Linked DNA regions of Homo sapiens: all the other regions are linked to region 1. A link is a contact called in ENCODE Hi-C or POLR2A ChIA-PET data. All regions are on one chromosome and are shown on one strand. The core of a region is the stretch at or near the end of the contact, and the rest is flanking DNA. Distances in the headings are between cores, read along the strand shown. Region 1 holds the start of METTL16 (methyltransferase 16, RNA N6-adenosine). Region 2 overlaps RAP1GAP2 (RAP1 GTPase activating protein 2). Region 3 overlaps RAP1GAP2 (RAP1 GTPase activating protein 2). Region 4 holds the start of HIC1 (HIC ZBTB transcriptional repressor 1). Region 5 overlaps SMG6 (SMG6 nonsense mediated mRNA decay factor).

Evidence for each region. Hi-C counts contacts between places; a loop is a spot of excess contacts on that map. ChIA-PET counts read pairs that join two places held with the same protein, here RNA polymerase II (POLR2A). Pooled maps may share reads with other maps.
Region 2: a pooled map shows a loop between it and region 1 (9-fold over the local background). The contact joins the enhancer-like site here to the promoter of METTL16 in region 1. A Hi-C loop is called at or near these places in 6 of 50 pooled maps. POLR2A ChIA-PET finds 5 or more read pairs at or near these places in 2 of 52 experiments (activated CD8-positive, alpha-beta memory T cell and activated T-cell).
Region 3: a pooled map shows a loop between it and region 1 (4-fold over the local background). The contact joins the enhancer-like site here to the promoter of METTL16 in region 1. A Hi-C loop is called at or near these places in 7 of 50 pooled maps. POLR2A ChIA-PET finds 5 or more read pairs at or near these places in 5 of 52 experiments (CD4-positive, alpha-beta T cell, CD4-positive, alpha-beta memory T cell, CD8-positive, alpha-beta T cell and 2 more).
Region 4: a pooled map shows a loop between it and region 1 (4-fold over the local background). The contact joins the promoter of HIC1 here to the promoter of METTL16 in region 1. A Hi-C loop is called at or near these places in 7 of 50 pooled maps. POLR2A ChIA-PET finds 5 or more read pairs at or near these places in 2 of 52 experiments (BJ and activated B cell).
Region 5: a pooled map shows a loop between it and region 1 (4-fold over the local background). The contact joins the enhancer-like site here to the promoter of METTL16 in region 1. A Hi-C loop is called at or near these places in 6 of 50 pooled maps. POLR2A ChIA-PET finds 5 or more read pairs at or near these places in 2 of 52 experiments (activated CD8-positive, alpha-beta T cell and activated naive CD4-positive, alpha-beta T cell).

The regions. Positions count from the first base shown.
Region 1 is chr17:2,510,354-2,513,272 of GRCh38, reverse strand. It overlaps METTL16 (methyltransferase 16, RNA N6-adenosine), which reads left to right and starts at 1,385. Exons shown (of 10, transcript NM_024086.4): 1 at 1,385-1,514. RefSeq lists enhancers at 1,185-1,234, 1,305-1,514.
Region 2 is chr17:3,002,303-3,005,521 of GRCh38, reverse strand. It overlaps RAP1GAP2 (RAP1 GTPase activating protein 2), which reads right to left. Exons shown (of 25, transcript NM_015085.5): 15 at 82-153. Among named protein-coding and RNA genes, the nearest start is that of RAP1GAP2-AS1, 38 kb to the right of the region's middle. RefSeq lists enhancers at 1,554-1,603, 1,774-1,903, 2,814-2,983. Within about 2 kb of position 1,306, at least 37 of the 41 ENCODE cell types and tissues checked have a DNase peak (open chromatin) inside an H3K27ac peak, as active enhancers do.
Region 3 is chr17:2,812,756-2,816,099 of GRCh38, reverse strand. All of the region lies in intron 2 of RAP1GAP2 (RAP1 GTPase activating protein 2), which reads right to left. Among named protein-coding and RNA genes, the nearest start is that of RAP1GAP2, 18 kb to the right of the region's middle. Within about 2 kb of position 1,364, at least 10 of the 41 ENCODE cell types and tissues checked have a DNase peak (open chromatin) inside an H3K27ac peak, as active enhancers do; they include CD4-positive, alpha-beta T cell, CD8-positive, alpha-beta T cell and OCI-LY7, where a contact is called at or near this core.
Region 4 is chr17:2,053,759-2,056,803 of GRCh38, reverse strand. It overlaps HIC1 (HIC ZBTB transcriptional repressor 1), which reads right to left and starts at 1,701. Exons shown (of 2, transcript NM_006497.4): 1 at 1,566-1,701; 2 at 1-133. The coding sequence starts at 113. RefSeq lists silencers at 608-727, 778-1,187, 1,228-1,277, 1,418-1,917, 2,668-3,045 and 1 more.
Region 5 is chr17:2,213,858-2,216,969 of GRCh38, reverse strand. All of the region lies in intron 10 of SMG6 (SMG6 nonsense mediated mRNA decay factor), which reads left to right. Among named protein-coding and RNA genes, the nearest start is that of SMG6, 88 kb to the left of the region's middle. RefSeq lists enhancers at 598-807, 1,170-2,018, 2,373-3,112 and a silencer at 1,118-1,167. Within about 2 kb of position 1,274, at least 33 of the 41 ENCODE cell types and tissues checked have a DNase peak (open chromatin) inside an H3K27ac peak, as active enhancers do.

The sequences.
Region 1 (2,919 bases), core at 136-2,635:
GGAGGCCGAGGCGGGTGGATCATCTGAGGTCAGGAGTTTGAGACCAGCCTGGCCAACAGGATGAAACCCCGTCTCTACTAAAAATACAAAAAATTAGCTGGGCATGGTGGCGGGCGCCTGTAATCTCAGCTACTCAGCTACTTGGGAGGCTGAGGCAAGAAAATCGCTTGAACCCAGGAGGCAGAGGTTGCATGCAGTGAGCCGAGATGGCGCCATTGCACTCCAGCCTGGGCAATAAGAAACTCCATCTCGGGGGAAAAAAAAAATGTCATCCTACTCTGCTAGACAAATTACATGGAAAGGCCACGTGGACAGGGAGAGAACTTGGACTACAGGGAGAGAGACCCAGTTCTTTCAGCGGAACCAGCCCCCACTTGTTGCTATGACCACTGGCAAGACCAGCAGAACGGGTGGGCTAATCCCAGCCCAGATTGCAGAACTGTGAGCAAGTAAAATGGTGGTTGTTTTAAGTCTTACGTTTTGGGGCGGTTTGTTACACAACAGATTATGAAAACACCTCCTCAGCTTTCCTTGGGTGACTACTGGTACTCACTTGTGTATAAGTCTCCATTCCTTAATCCTTACTATCTCCCAATTTTATGGTAATAGTTTGCCAGAAGCGTTCACATTAACGACGAGGACGTAGGCAGGCCCCCCCTTTTTTTTTTTTTTTTGAGACAGAGTCTTGCTCTTTCGCTCAGGCTGGAGTGCAGTGGTGCGATCTTGGCTCACTGCAACCTCCGCTTCCCGGATTCAAGCGATTCTCCTGCCTCAGCCTCCCGAGTAGCTGGGATTACAGGCGCCCGCCACCACGCCCGGCTAATTTTTGTATTTTTAGTAGAGACGGGGTTTCACCATGTTGTCCAGGCTGGTCTTGAACTCCTGACCTCAGGTGATCTGCCCGCCTCAGCCTCCCAAAGTGCTGGGATTACAAGCGTGAGCCGCCGCGTCCGGCCGGATCCTCAGTTCTTTCGCTGTAAACGAGAGTACTCTTCCCCAACCCACAGGCTTATATCTCTTACAATTCAGTGAGTGAGACATCGGCTGAGGACACACCTGTTGCACAAAAAGGGCTCACTGCACGCCATCACACCCAAGTCTCGTACCCTCATCTTCATAACCTGCCCAATCCCAGTGAGTGTGAGAGGTAAGTCTGCAGCAGGGCCCGGAAAACTTGTTTCTTTTTCTTTTAAATAAGTTTTCTCGCGAATTCGAACGCATGTCCTCCTCCTGCCATACCTCAAAGGACTCCGCTCGTCACCACGCCCCCGCGCCTTCTGTTAGGAGCAGCAAACCCCAGGTGTCGCGAGGGTTTCTTCTTTCTTCAAGATCAGCCACAGGTCGCGCGAGAGGGATGTGTCCAATCACGAGGCTAGATGGCTTCACAAGATGGCGGCGCGCTGGGAGCGTATCATCTGCGTTTCTAGGAGCTTCGCTATGCGGCTGCTTTAAGATTCTAGGGTTGTACAGGCCCACGCCAGACACGACGTCTGGCAGGAACCTCGGCCTCAGAGGTGGGTCACTTATATCTCTCACGCAGATTTACTATCATGGGTCACTTAACCCGTGGATCACACGGGTTCCTCATTCTTGAGTTTTGGGCTAGTGAGGTGCCGACTTCGGGGTCTAGGAGGGGAGACCTGATGTGGCTGTGTGTGCGCACGCGGGGGTGTTGAGAGTGGATGAGTGGGAGGAGTTGGCGAATAGAATAGAGACTAGGACTGAAGTAGGAAAGACTCCCCGGTGTTTAGGAGGTTTAGAGAGATCCAAAACTGAGGCGGGAAGACAAACTGAGCTGATAAAATGAGGGCATGGAAAGAACGGCAGTGGCAGGACTAGTGGGAAACGTCGGATTTATGAGAGAAGGCGAAGAGAGAAGATGTAGATTGGTGTGGAAGTGGGAGGGATCTGTGCAGAAAGAATTTGAAGTTCTGAAATTGGAATTTAGACTGTTTTACAGGCTGTGTATCAAGAGAGTGGTAGTTGAAGAGGGTTAATGGTCAAGAGGAACCAAGGAAACAGAAGCATGGAGATGAGAAAGAAAAAAAAAAAAAGGGAAAGCCTCATTCTCAGGGTTCTACTATTAACTGTGGCTTTCTGGACTGACTCAAGTAACCGGGAAGAAAAGTTCCAGTCCATGGGCTGAGCTTTTTTTGAAACTCAGTGAGGGTGCTTTGTGTCGGTGGTCCAGACAGGGAAGAGTTCTATCGTGGTTTCAATCAACAAATACTTGAGTGCCTACTCTCTTAGGCCCTATTTTAGGCGTTGGGATATGCGGTGAACAAGACAGACAAAATATTTACCCTCTTGAAACTTACTGACGGGAGATTTTTTAAAGTAAGTAAAATATATGGAATGCCAGATGGGTAAATTCTGTGTAGAAAATTGAAGCTAGAGCCTGGGTAGCAAAGCCAGACTCCCTTTCTACAAAAAATGAAGTAAATTAACCAGGTGCAGTGCTCTGTACCTGTAGTCCCAGCTGCTTGGGAGGCTCAGGCGGGAGGATTGCTTGATCTCAGGAGTTGGAGGCTGCAGGGAGCTATGATTCCATCATTGCACTCTGGGCAACAGAATGGAAGACCTTGTCTCAACAAGAAGAAAAAAAAAAGAATTGATGCCCAGTTAAACTCTGAAGAATAGGTTATATTTAGCTAAGAACTCATTGCCTATATTGGGAGGTTAGTTAGAAAAGAAGTGGTTGTATTTACTCATTCTGTATCTGTTCTGACCAGAAAAGTTGAATAATGTAGGAAATGAATCGAATCTGCCATGTCTGTAATTTAATTTGTTTCACATATATTCAGAGTATTATGTTGTGTGTGCACTGATGTCAGCTATGTAGTCTGTAGAATTTTCCTTAATGTGTGGCAGAGCCCTAACATGCCACTGTCTCTTGAAGTCACTGTTAGGATATGGTGA
Region 2 (3,219 bases), core at 57-2,556, 490 kb before region 1:
GGCTCCATCCCAACCATTGCTACTCAAGCACTGAGACCTGGCATCGTGGATGCGAGAGGGGCAGAAGGAAGAGTGTCCTACCTTCTGGAAAACGGGGGGACTGGGCAGAGGTGGACCAAAGGTGGGCACATCTTCCCGCGCAGTGACAGAGACCTGAGTGAAACAGAGTCATGGTACGGACCTGGAGGGAAGAGACGAGCGCTGCCCCTACGGGAGCCACGCTCCTTACAAAGCTACTCACCTTCTCCCTCCTCCTCTTCCCAGAACACAAACAAAATACTCCTGTGAGCATCGCCAGCACAGGCCCTGACCCTGTTCCTAGAAGTGGGGCCGGACGGTGTGGGGCCATCCGCAGCCTCTCATCTGCATTCCTGGAGGCCAGAAGCAGGTTTGGCAAGATGACTGGACAGGGCTGGGACCCTAATTTTAATGCCATACAAGTGCCCGGGAGATGGCATCTCGTGACCTCATTCGACCGTGACGCTAATCCTACTGAGAAGGCACAGGGAGAACTGTTCTCCCTGATGAGGAAACAGATGCCCAGAGACACACAGAGAAGCCCCCAAGTCCCACAGGTGATTAGCCGCAGAGGAACAGAGCATCCAGACCTCTCCCGACCCGTCTCTGGGGTTCTCTTCCCAAGCCTGACTCCTCAGCTCGGCCATAAATCAGAATTGCTTCAAAATTGCTTCAGGTGTTTAAAAATACAGACTGGGTTCATGGGCTCTGGCCTAAACCTGCCGAATCGGAAGGGTAGGGCCCCCCGGAAACTCTCGTGCAGCCGGTGGACCCGTGTTCGGGAGCCCTGGCCCCACACACGGGGTCAGCCAGTCCTAGGCCCAGGCTAGGAACTGAGGGTGGGGCGCGCACCTCTGGCACCCTGAGTGAGACTGAGCTTTAGAGTGACGGCCTCGAGGTTCGCTGCATGGGGGTCGCCCAGGCGTGGGACGGGCCCCACACCCCGCCTTCCCTCTGCACAGAGGTGCCCTGACTTCACCTATTCTCAGCCCACGAGGCTGTGAGGCTCTCGGGAGACTGCCCTCCCTTCCCTACACAGCCGCTGACGTGAGCCCAGCCCTGGCGTGCTGCCAGCCTCCCCGGCCTGTGAAGTGGAGCAGATGCAGAGTCTGCCAGGCCGGGTGAGCAGGCAGCTGGGCACCGAGCCAAGGAAAGGCCCTGCCAGAGTCCGGAGGGGAAACGGAGCGGGAGAGAGCTGGTCAATACGGGCTTTCTCTTCTCAAGCTCCAGGCTGTCTGCCCAGCCCAAACTGCAGTGCCCCGAGTCAGGAAATGGTGCGCGTTCGGCTGACGTGATTTCTGGCTGGGCTCCAGCAGCTGAACCCGGTTCCCTACCACCACCCACCAGGCACCGGTGGCCCAGGTCAAGAATTCAGTCACAGAGCCAGAATCAGGGGTGGGGGTGTGGGAAGGCTATGGGGAGACTGCAGACCGTGGGCACCTGGGACAGAGGCCAGAGGGCAGCCCCAGCTCTGCCCTTCCCACCCCACTCCCCCTCCTCCTCCAGCCTGCATTAGAGTGGTCTGTGCCGACCGTGTAAGTGGCTTCAGACACATCCTCAAGTCCATCCAACCCTCCAGCTGGACAGTCCCACAGCAGAGCCCTGTGGGCCACACGGAGGACAGGGCCCTTCCTTGCGACGTGCGTTCACCTTCCATCCTCATTGTGCGCCTCTCTTGACCCCATTCCAACCAGGCGGCCAGGCCTTTGTTGTTCCCCCCTCTTGGGGACATCTGGGTCACTGGACTGAAAGCAGAAGTTGCCTGAACACAGCCCCACCTTCCTGTTTTCTAAATGCAGCGAGGGCCTCCAGCGAGGGCTTGGAGGGAGGGAGAGAGGCAGATGCAGGTGACTCTGGGGAAGGGACCTGCATGGCTGGAAGGAGGAAGGAGCTTGGTGTGGGTCATGAGGATGCACTGGGAACCTCAGAAAGCTTCAAACGTGACAAAGGCCCCACGCCCAAGAGTGGCCTGGGAGCCGCGGTGGCACACAGAGCATCGTCCGAGCAACAGACAAGTCGTGACGGGAAACGGGGAGGGGGCTACAAAGACAGGGCCCTCCCCGGCGGTGGGCTTCACCTGAGATTCCTGACACCTTTGAGGACTTCCGGAGAGGGAGGCAGGGATAGGGGGGAGGGAAAGGGGTAGTCCTGGTGATGGCTGAGCTGGACTTTCCTTCCAAGCAGGCAGGATGAGGACTACACTCATTTCTGAAAAATAATCCAGAGTGATGCTTCGTGCACACCCGACTCCGTGGAGCCAATTTCTCGCCTGCTCTGATGGCTCAATGACCAAGACCGCAAGCAGACCCAGACAGGACCTCAGCCACAGCTCCCTGGCTCTGTGGCCTCAGGCCTTAAGTGGGTTCAGCTCTCAGCTTCCATTTCCTCCCTCTAGCGAGAGGTCTTGTCTCACCAGGGGCTTGTCAGGATTCAAGACTGTGCGTCTAAGGACCCAGCACCGTGCCTGGCATGAGCAAGCAGCTGGTAAGGGGTAACCACTGTCGCCCAGTGGCCTTTTCACTTCCCCTGCTGACCTGCACCCAGTAAAGGGCTCCTGAAATAGAGTTTCCCCAAAGCACCTTGCAACCCACCACACACACACACACCCAAGCACGCCTCCTTCCCTCCCGCAGGATGTCAGGGCTAGCAGCCTGCAGGTGTCTAATCCAACTTCCTCATTTCACACAGACAAAACTAGAGGCCCAGAGAGGGAAGGAACAAGGTCACGCAGCAGAGGCAGTGCCAGGACCAGAACCCCAGGCAGCCCGGCCCCTCCGTGGACAGAAGAGGACCCCTTCCTGCACACACCCAACCCTGTCCCTCCTTTATACTCTTCTTTCTTCAGCTCACCCTCCCCAGTGGAGGCCTCCTGGGGCTTACTCAGTCCCAGAGGAAATCTCAGCCTTCTTTGCCACAGCCCCTGAGCCTGCAGGGGCCAGCTAAGGTCCTGCTTCACCCAGGCCCCCTGGGGGATCTAACCGGGTCCTCCTCGCAGTCTGCTAATTACCTGGGGTGCTGCCGGGAGTGTGGATGGACAGCGCTTTGGGGAGTGCCTTGGAAGGCTGGTCCCCCTCCCTGGCCTCATTCACACGTCTGGCCTTCCAGCCTCAGTGTCTGCCTGGCAGGTGGAGTGCACGATCAAGGTACCACAGCCTGCTCCTCCGGGAAGCCCTGCCCCCCTGCTTCTCATCACCCCTCTGA
Region 3 (3,344 bases), core at 115-2,614, 300 kb before region 1:
GAAACAAGGGGCACCTTGGGCTCCCAGAGCTCAGCCCAGGTGCTGCTAACTCAAGGAATAAGGTCAGAGTGTGAATCAAATAAAAACCCGCTTGTCTGGGCCTTGTGTACACACACGTCTGCCCTTCTGACCACGTCCAGCCAGTGACTGCGTCCACGCATGTACCACAGGGATGCTCTGTCCTCAGCAGGGAGGCCTGGGTCCCGGTACACAATGCTCAGTGTGCCTGCGTAGGTACGCCTGCAGGCACGAGGGCACATCGCACAGTTACACGTGTGTGACCGCACAGCCCAGGACTGTTGTTAATATCGGAAATGGGGCCGGGTGCGGTGGCTCGCGCCTGTAATCCCAGCACTTTGGGAGGCCAAGGTGGGCGGATCACCTGAGGTCAGGAGTTCAAGACCAGCCTGGTCAACGTGGTGAAACCCCATCTCTACTAAAAATACAAAAATTAGCTGGGCGTGGTGGTGCGCGCCTGTAATCCCAGCTACTCAAGAGGCTGAGACAGGAGAATCGCTTGAACCGGGGAGGTGGAGGTTGCAGTGAGCTGAGATTATGCCACTGCAATCCAGCCTGGGTGACAAAGCGAGACTCTGTCTCAATAATAATAATAATAATAATAATAATAATAATAATAATAATATCAGAGATGTTAAGGCAGGTTACATGTGTTGAGCACTAGGTACCAGGCACTCTGTTCCCATTTCACCTGGATAATCTCATTTAAGCCTCACAACAAGCGCACCCACGTGCAGGTACTGTTATTATCCTCAGACAAAGAAACTGGGGCACAGAGAGGTTGCGCAGCCTGCCCCAGGTCACCCAGAGTACGTGAACCTGACTGCTGGAGCCGCACTGTGGGGGAAAGTGCTTTAAACGGCACTGGTTCCCGTGCAGCTGTGAAGCCAGCTGCCTCATCAGCAGCACCTCAGCGCTGGTAACACACAGGTTTCCTGGGCCCCACCCAGGCTGATGAGGCAGAATCCCCAAGCCCCAGGGTGGGGTCCGGAAGCTGCATTTTAACGAGGTCCCCTAGGTGATTCTGTACTGCAGCCAGGGTGGGCAGCCATGGGTCCAGCCTACGTTCAGCTGCCTGACAGGGTTGAACAGGGCATGGCAGGGTGGGACAGGGGCTGTCCCTCCCAAGTCCCGTTCCCGAGCTCGTAGAACAAAGCTCCTCAATTCCACGGGGCGTCTGCTGGTGGCAAAGCACCGAAGAAAGGGGCAATGGCTGCCGTCAACCCTCCCCCCCAACACCCCAGGGCAGGGCTACAAAAGTCAGTTATGTGGCTTTGTGGTCTGCCAGGCACGGATTTCCGCCCACTCCACCCTCTCAGAATGAGCTGGGTGTTGGGGTTGGGGGGGGTGGTACCACACTGCGGTAACCTACTGGTTCACAGCTCAACCCAAGGTAGGGAGGGGACAGCCACCTCACCTGGGTAACAAACAGTGAGACAGCCCGAGCTGGGCACGCTAGAGGCTCCCACGGTCTCAGACCCCAAGTGGGGAGGAACTCAGACAGAAACCACCAGATCCCCACGGCGCGGGAGGAGCTGCATGTGACCTGAGGTTCCGGCTGCCCCAGGGGCACAAGGAAGAGAGCCTTCCATGCCGATGGGGAAGGGGCTGTGCGTGGAGGAAGCTGCATGGAAGCTGGCCCTGGAAGGACGGGCAGGTTGTGACCCTGATGCTGACAGGGAAGGGGCAGCAAAGGCATGTTCCCTGTGGGCAGAGCAGCACAGCCACAGGCGAAAGTGCCCAGCCACACACAGCAAGTTCCACCCTCGGGCTGCAGCTGAAGATCAAGAGGAGGCACGATTGTGAGAAAACAAAACCAGAACTGACAGAGGCACAGAGAGGTTAAGTAACTTGTCCAAGGTCACCCAGCTGGTAGAGTCAGGATTTAAACAGAGGCTGCCTGACTGCCAAGCCCACAAATCAATCAGTAAGCTGGGGTCCCCACTTGGTGTCCTTTGCCCCTTTTCTTCTGTGAATATTTGAGAATGCTGTCAAGGTGAACCTACTAGGCCTAGAACAGTAGTTTTCAACGGAGTCGGGGAGATTTTATACCACTGCCCCAGAAATAGAGCAACGTCTGGAGACATTTTCTTTTTTTCTTTTCTTTTTTCTTTTTTTTGAGATGGAGTCTCACTCTGTTGCCCAGGCTAGAGTGCAATGGTGCGATCTCGGCTCACTGCAACCTCCGCCTCCCGGGTTTAAGTGATTCTCCTGCCTCAGCCTCCCGAGTAGCTACGATTACAGGCACGTGCCACCATGCCCGGCTAATTTTTTGTACTTTTTTAGTAGAGACAGGGTTTCACCATGTTGGCCCGGCTGGTCTCGACGAACTCCTGACCTCAGGTGATCCACCTGCCTGGGCCTCCCAAAGTGCTGGGATTTGTGAGCCACCATGCCTGGCCTGGAGACATTTTCATTATCACAGTGAGGGGTGGGTTGTGGGCATCTTGTGGATACAGGCTAGAGAGGCTGCGCAACACCCTACAACGCACAGGATGGCACCGTAAAACAAAGAGTCAGCCAGCCTCAAATGTTACCAGAAGCCCTGGCCCAGAGGGCTCACGCCCACCAGGAGCCCATTTTAACATCCAGCCTGACCTGAGTCATTGCCCAACCACTGACGGTCACCACACTTGTGTATCCCTTGGGGAAGTGCTTCCCAGGTTTGGCTGCCTATTGGAATGAACGGGGGATCTTTTAAAAGTATAGTTGGGCACCGCAGCTCACGCCTGTATTCCCAGCACTTTGGGAGGCTGAAGCAGGCAGATCACGAGGTCAGGAGTTCGAGGTCAGCCTGGCCAACATGGCTACTAAACCCCATCTCTACTAAAGATACAAAACATTATCTGGGCATGGTGGCATGCACCTGTAATCCCAGCTACTCAGGAGACGGAGGCAGGAGAAATCGCTTGAACCTGGGAGGCGGAGGTTGCAGTGAGCCAAGATTGCACCACTGCACTCCAGCCTGGGCGACAGGGCGAGACTCCATCTCAAAAAAAAAAAAAAGTACTGATGCTGGGTTCTACCCTCCGACATTCAGATTTAATTGGAACTGGGTACAACCTGGGCATCAGAATTTTTTTTTTTTTTTGAGACGGAGTTTCACTCTTGTTACCCAGGCTAGAGTGCAATGGTGCGATCTCGGCTCACTGCAACTTCCATCTCCCGGGTTCAAGCGATTCTCCTGCCTCAGCCTCCTGAGTAGCTAGGATTACAGGGAACCACCACCACGCCTGGCTAGTTTTTGTATTTTTAGTAGAGACAGGGTTTCATTATATTGGTCAGGCTGGTCTCGAACTTCTGACCTCAGGTGATCCACCCACCTC
Region 4 (3,045 bases), core at 452-2,951, 460 kb after region 1:
AGGGCGTTCTGCACCACGATGATCACGTCGCACAAGAAGCCCTTGGTGCGCTGGTTGTTGAGCTGCAGCAGCAGCTGCCTGGAGTGGCCGGGCGCCTCCATCGTGTCCAGCATCGTCTGCCCAGCACACTCTCCTGCGGGGACACACACCGGCCGGGTGAGAGCCGTGCGGCGCCCTGGCCGCCTGGCCCCAGCCCGGCACTTCTCCCCTCCACTTCCCCTTCCCTCAGCTGAGCGGGGGCATCAGCCCTGCGGCCTGGGCACCGGCGAAGGACCGGCTGCCCTCTGGAGTGGGAGCCCAGGCCGGCCCGCCCGGACCAGGAGAAGGAGCAGGAGGTGAGCGGCCGCCGGTGGAGGGGAGGCCAGGGCGGCCTGCACGCCCCAGGGCACCTGGCTGGGTGCTGGGGCTTCCGAGAAGAAAACTGTTCAGGCGCAGTGACCCTTTTGGAGACAGTTACCCGATTTAAGTAAAATGTCCGCTTCAGGAAAAGTCATTCAGGGCGGAGAACTTTACCCAAGTAGGGAGAAAGGGAGCCGAGGAACCAGCGCCTCCCGCCTCGGGAGAAGTTGCCCCAGTTGGGGGAAGTGATACGGAGGAGGGGAGCGCGGTGCCCGCCCTGGCGCCGCCCTGGCCGGGGGCTGTCAACCCTCGGTCGGGGCCCGGGCGGCGGCCGCGCGGGGAGCGGAGGCAGCGGCTGCCGTGGCGGGCAGAGCGCGAAGGCCGGGCCCGGCGCGGGGAGGGCGTTATATCGGGGCAGGAGGCTGAGGCAGGAAGCAGGTGGGGGGGAGGGGGGAGCCACGCAGCTCCCAGGGGAGGGAGGGGGCAGCGCCCCGGGCGGGCACGGCGCACAGCCGGCTGCGGCCCTGACCCGGGCCTGCGCCCCACCCGCGTCCCGGCCTCGGCCTGGGCCCTACACGCGCGGGCCCGGCGCCTCCCTCCGCGGCTCCCCCGGCCCCTTCTCCCCCGGAACTCCGCCGCCCCAAACTTGGGGAAAAGTTTTCCAACTGCAGACAGGGCGGGAGGAGTGCGCCGGCCCCAGGCCCTCGGCTCGCAGCTCTTCCTCGCGGCCCCCAAATCCGGCGGCAGAGCCCGGAGCCGAGCCCTGAGCTCCCCTGCCCGCTGCTCGCCCGCCCGACCCCGTTCCCCTCCTGGCCCGCGGGGCCCCGCGGCCCGTTACCTGCGGTCCCGGCGGGCCGGGCTCCCCTCCCCGCGGCGGTGGCAGCTCTTAGCCGATGCCCCACCCGCCGCTGCCAGGCCCCGAGCTGTGCCAGGGCAGCGCCCCTGCCAGCCCCGCCCGCCAGCTCCCCTTCCCTTCCCTTCCCCTCGCCTCTCCAGCCCATGTGCGGGCAGAGCCGGCCCCGGGCCGCTGACCCCGCCGTGAACCCGGCGCGGAGCCGCGGCCCGGTGGTCCTGAGTCCGAAAGGGACGACACCCGGAGCCCTGAACGCCAGCCGCCAGCCGCGATGGGGCACCCGCGCCAGAAGATGCACCCGAGGCGGCCGACGCACGAGGACCGGGCTGTCCCGGGTCCCCCGTCCCTCCCGGTCCCCGGCTCGAGGACCCACCTGGGGGGCATGTCGAAAGCCCCGGGCCCGGCTGACGGCGGATCCAGGGGGGACGTGGCTGCGCTGCCCTCCGCCCGCCGGGCCCCCGGTCGGTCTGTCCTGCTGGTCCGTCCTCCCCGCGTCCTGGTCGCGTCTCAGCCCCGCCGCGCTTTCCGCACACTCTTATCTGGAGCGGCCCGGGCCGGCGGGCGCTGCTGCGGCTATGGCGCCACCTCGCGGGCGCGCAGGGCTCTGCGCGGCAGGCCGCTGCCTTCCTCCCGCGCACCTGAGCTGGAGGCGCACAGATGCTGAGCCCGCGGGGAGGGGCCCACCCTACCCGCAGGTTCGCCCTCCCACCTGTACCCACCTGGGACCCCGACCCCGGACACGCGAGTCCCAGAAACCCTGGGGCTTTGAGCTGAGCGCTCCCATGTACGTATTTCTAGGCACACAGCCCCAGTTCGGAAAAGTCCTGCCCGCGAGCACGGGACTCGGGTGGTGGGGGAGAGGTTATCCTGCGCAGGAGTAGCCGAGCTCTCCTGGAACTCCCCGTAGACATTACTGTACGGCACTGTCCACTTGGACGCACTCCCCAACACACCCACCCTCACTCAGGCGCATGGATTCGGTGTGCGCGGCATAAACTGATTTGTCCCCAGCCCTATCCAGGCACTGATACTAACAGGCGCTCATGTTTCCAGAAGCACACCCGCCCCTTCCCGCAGCCCTAGCGCTCTGGGATACTCCAGGGGCAGCCACGTAGGGCCCTCCGGGAACCTGGGCAGAGGTGTTACCCACACAGCCCGCCCTGAACTTTCGGGTCTCCTAAAGGAACCCACGACGAGTCATCAGGGCGACTGGAAGTGGCTGGACAGCGCCTCCGGGGGGTCCAAAGAAGTAACCATGGGGCCCTAGAATCCCCCTGTACGCCGTTTTGAAGAATCCCGCGTGGACTTCTTCTCCAACCCACCCGCCCGAAGGAAACAACAGGGGCGCCTGCGGCTGGGACCCCGCAAGGTCCCGCGCCCCACGTGAAGGTCAGGTTTGTGTGGGTGACGTCTCTTCTGGGAGAAAGGGGACCCCGCACTGTCGCGCCGCTGCTCGCAGTACTACTCCGGAAGTGGCCCCGTGCAGCCCCGCCGCGCACCAAGCCTCCTGCGAACGCCGGATCTCCGCGGCCCACGCTCCGCCTCCGCCCCGCACCTCCTGACCCCCGCCCACACACGGCGTGGAGCGGGGGGGGGGGGGGTCCCCGAGAACTCCGCCGCTTCCGATTGGCTGCGCCTCCCTCCACCGCGGAGCGCGAGGGGCTGGGGCGCTGCGTTACCATGGCAACCGGTGAGGTGCGCCCAGATCCTGTCCCTCCGAGGCCTTGGAGAGCTTAGCAACCGCGCTCGCCGCCCCCCGCGCTGTCCTCTGGCCCCCATGGCCCCGCCAGAGGTACCGGCTGAGTCACCGGGCGAGGGGCAGCGGGCGCGGCTACCAGCGGCCCCCGAGCGAC
Region 5 (3,112 bases), core at 25-2,524, 300 kb after region 1:
TTGAATTTCAAAAGAAGCAACTTAGGTTTTGAGGGTATACCAGTTGTCTTGTTTTTTTTTGACATTTTGACATTACTGATTCTTCTAACTCTTCCTGCATTCCAGAAGAACTAACAACCTCATAGATCAATTAGGGAATATTTAGCTCATCTTGAAAATGGAATTATTTTAGCTTCATAAAATGCATAAATCCCTCAACTAGAGTATGTCTCCATGGGGACAAGAGACTATATAATATTTTAGCAAATTCCTAACAATGTTCAAGGCTAACTCCAAAATTAGATGCTTATTCTCACAAAAAAGGGCCAGAAATTTTGAAAAAGTTAGGTGCCTAATCAGTGATTGATTGATTGATTTTCTAAGGTCTGAAAATGTATAAAGAGTTTAGGCAAATAAGAAATTAACAGATTGTTGATTTAAAAAAATTATGTCTTATAGGTAAGTATTTGTGCCTTGCAAAATGTTAATACCTTAGAATTATATTTTTAAAAAATTCTGTAAGACTTCCATGATGATGAAGTCATCAGAATCCCTTTGAGATGGTAATGTTACAGTAGACTGCTTTGAGAAATCACGGTTTAAATCTTCAGCCTACTTTTTCCCCCCCTTTTCTTAGCCCCAAACTGTGGGGACCTCTCTCTCTCCCTCTGAAGACAGTAGAAAGCCAAATCTGTAAAAAAAATTCCTATTACCTCACTAATGCTCTTGACCCCATTCCTTGGATACCTTGGTTGGTCCCTTCCAAGGGAGATTGGGGTAGCTGCTTTACCATCGTGGTACCTGCCATCTGAGTTTCCACCTTGCCCGAGATCCCTGAAGGCCAAAAATTTCTGCCTACTGGGAAGAGGCAGAAATACCTCTATGTGTGCGCTGTTTCTTTAAAAGAAAGTGTAGCGGAAGTGATGCTGCGGGGAACATCTGCACTCAGGGCTGAGGGAGAGCGCGAGATGCACTGCAGCTGGTGTAAGGCCCTGGCAGGCTGAGGCGCTGCTGTCTATAGGGGTTTACTTCTGTCTGCATTGAAACATGGCTTGGGAAGGGGTTGGTGGCCTGCTGCCAGCCTCGGTTAGCCTGCCCTTCTCTTTCCTCTTTCCTCCTCGCCGCCCCCCACCCACCCTCACTCCCCTCCCTCATGCTTTAAAGTCGCATTTCCAGGCCAGACGTAGAATTAATCTCTGGGCACTTCACATTGCTGGCAGCTGAAAGCAGGATGTGGGATCTTTTTTTCTCTCTCTTTCTCTCTCTGCGTCTTGGCTGACTTTTTTACCTCTCGAAGAATTTGGAAGGCCGTGAGATCCCCCCCCACACACACAAGTACTGTGGAGTTTTTCAGCACGCTGATCACCCTGCTGCGGCTTCACCCTAATAGACTTCATATGTTGATGCAGTTGACATCAGTATCAAACTATTTTACATGTGATCTGGTGTATTTCCTGAGGAAATCTGCAAGATATTTATTAAGAACTAATAAAATAAACCTCTCCATGAGTTTTTAGGTAGTTTTCAATTTTTCATGTCTGTCTCGTTTCCTCTTATCAATGAGTTGCTATTTTCTCTCTCTACTCTGACCATCGCAAAAGGAAACAAAAATAAATGTTTTAAACTGTTCCTGAAGGGACAGAGAGAGAATAGTTCTGCCATGATGTATCAGCCGGGACTGTATTTTTAGTGCAGCATTGTAGAAACTAAAAATATCCTGTTATAGTAGATCCTTTTTATAGGTCTGTGTGTGTGTGTGCGCGCGCGTGTGTGTGTGTTTATAATGTACGCACAAGTGCCTTTGTGCATCAGCAGCCACTCTTCACATTACAGCTGGACTCCATTAGTCCTTGAAAATTAATGTAATCCTAGTTAAGAAAAAAATTAATTACTGTACCAGAGCTGTGTTTTATCCAAAGCTAGTGTTAGCTCCCTAGCTGGCAGCTTAGTTTGAGAGGCTCCAGGGCCCCGTGGAGTTGTGGCTTTGGTATCGCAGCATTGGCTGCTGTGTTTTTCCTGTCGAGAGCATTCCTCAGTTCTTTAGGGCTAGACATGTGGCATGCAGAAAGTAACCACAGACCCCTCTGCCTCAGTGAAATATTATGTTCCAGTCTGGTCATCCCCCAAAATGGTGTCCGTCACAGGTTTCACTCACCTGCCATAGCAGGTTTTCTTATCAGGTTTCTTTCCAAGAGAGCTACTTCGACAGCGGTATCTCTGTTCATGTTCTTGAGAGGAGAAATAACATTTATCAAAGTCCAGGAGACACATGGAATTTAACCGGGAGGATTTTGCATGGACAATTAAGAATGACAGTCACATTTTGCCCTTACTTTTTGTTTAAGGATTTGACTAGTTTGTTTAATATACACCTTTTATTATAAATGAGTGTGTCAGCGTTGACTGCCGGTTTCTAGTCAGACTTCTCAGCACCAGCCCTGGGTGAGGGGCTGACTGGCTCAGCATGTGAGTAACGTCTCCAGCTTTGTCATCAGTGTTCTGGGAAGAGATACGGGGCACAGCCGAGAAGCCGTTGCCGTCCACCTCGCCTTCACTCTGCAGCTCTTGTGCAATTGCCTGCTCTGTTGTTGTTTGTTTTTCTTCTTCGGGAGCCTGGATTGGGGTGGGGGGGATTGAGAGTGGGGTAGGTAGGAAGATTGCTGTTTCTTTGCTGGTCAGACTCTCCAGGCTCTCTGCGGAGAGTCCAGGCAGGATCTGTCTGACTTGGATTGCAGTTCTCTTTTTCTGCTGAGCTGGGGTGTGGGCAGCCTAGGCCTGTGTAACTCGTGACAGGCCTCCCAAAGTGCCATGATGGCATGGATCCTCGTGGAGCTGTTGAGAACAAAAACAGGGTTAGTGACCTTTTGTTTCTTTTTGGGCATGGGTTCTGAGACTTATCTCTGGGCCTTATGTTCCTGCTAGTGACTCTAGGTCCCCCGGTCCTCTCCCCATCATCCCCTGGCTGACAAATGGTTGAACTCTCAGCTTCCTGTACTTGATCCCCAAACAGTGTAGTTCAGTAAAAGTAGTAATTAGGGCTTTTACAAATTTATTTTATTAGTGAAGAGAGTTGGTAGGTAATGGGCTGTAATTCTAACACAGCCAGTTTGGAGATTAATAAAAAATTTTAAAA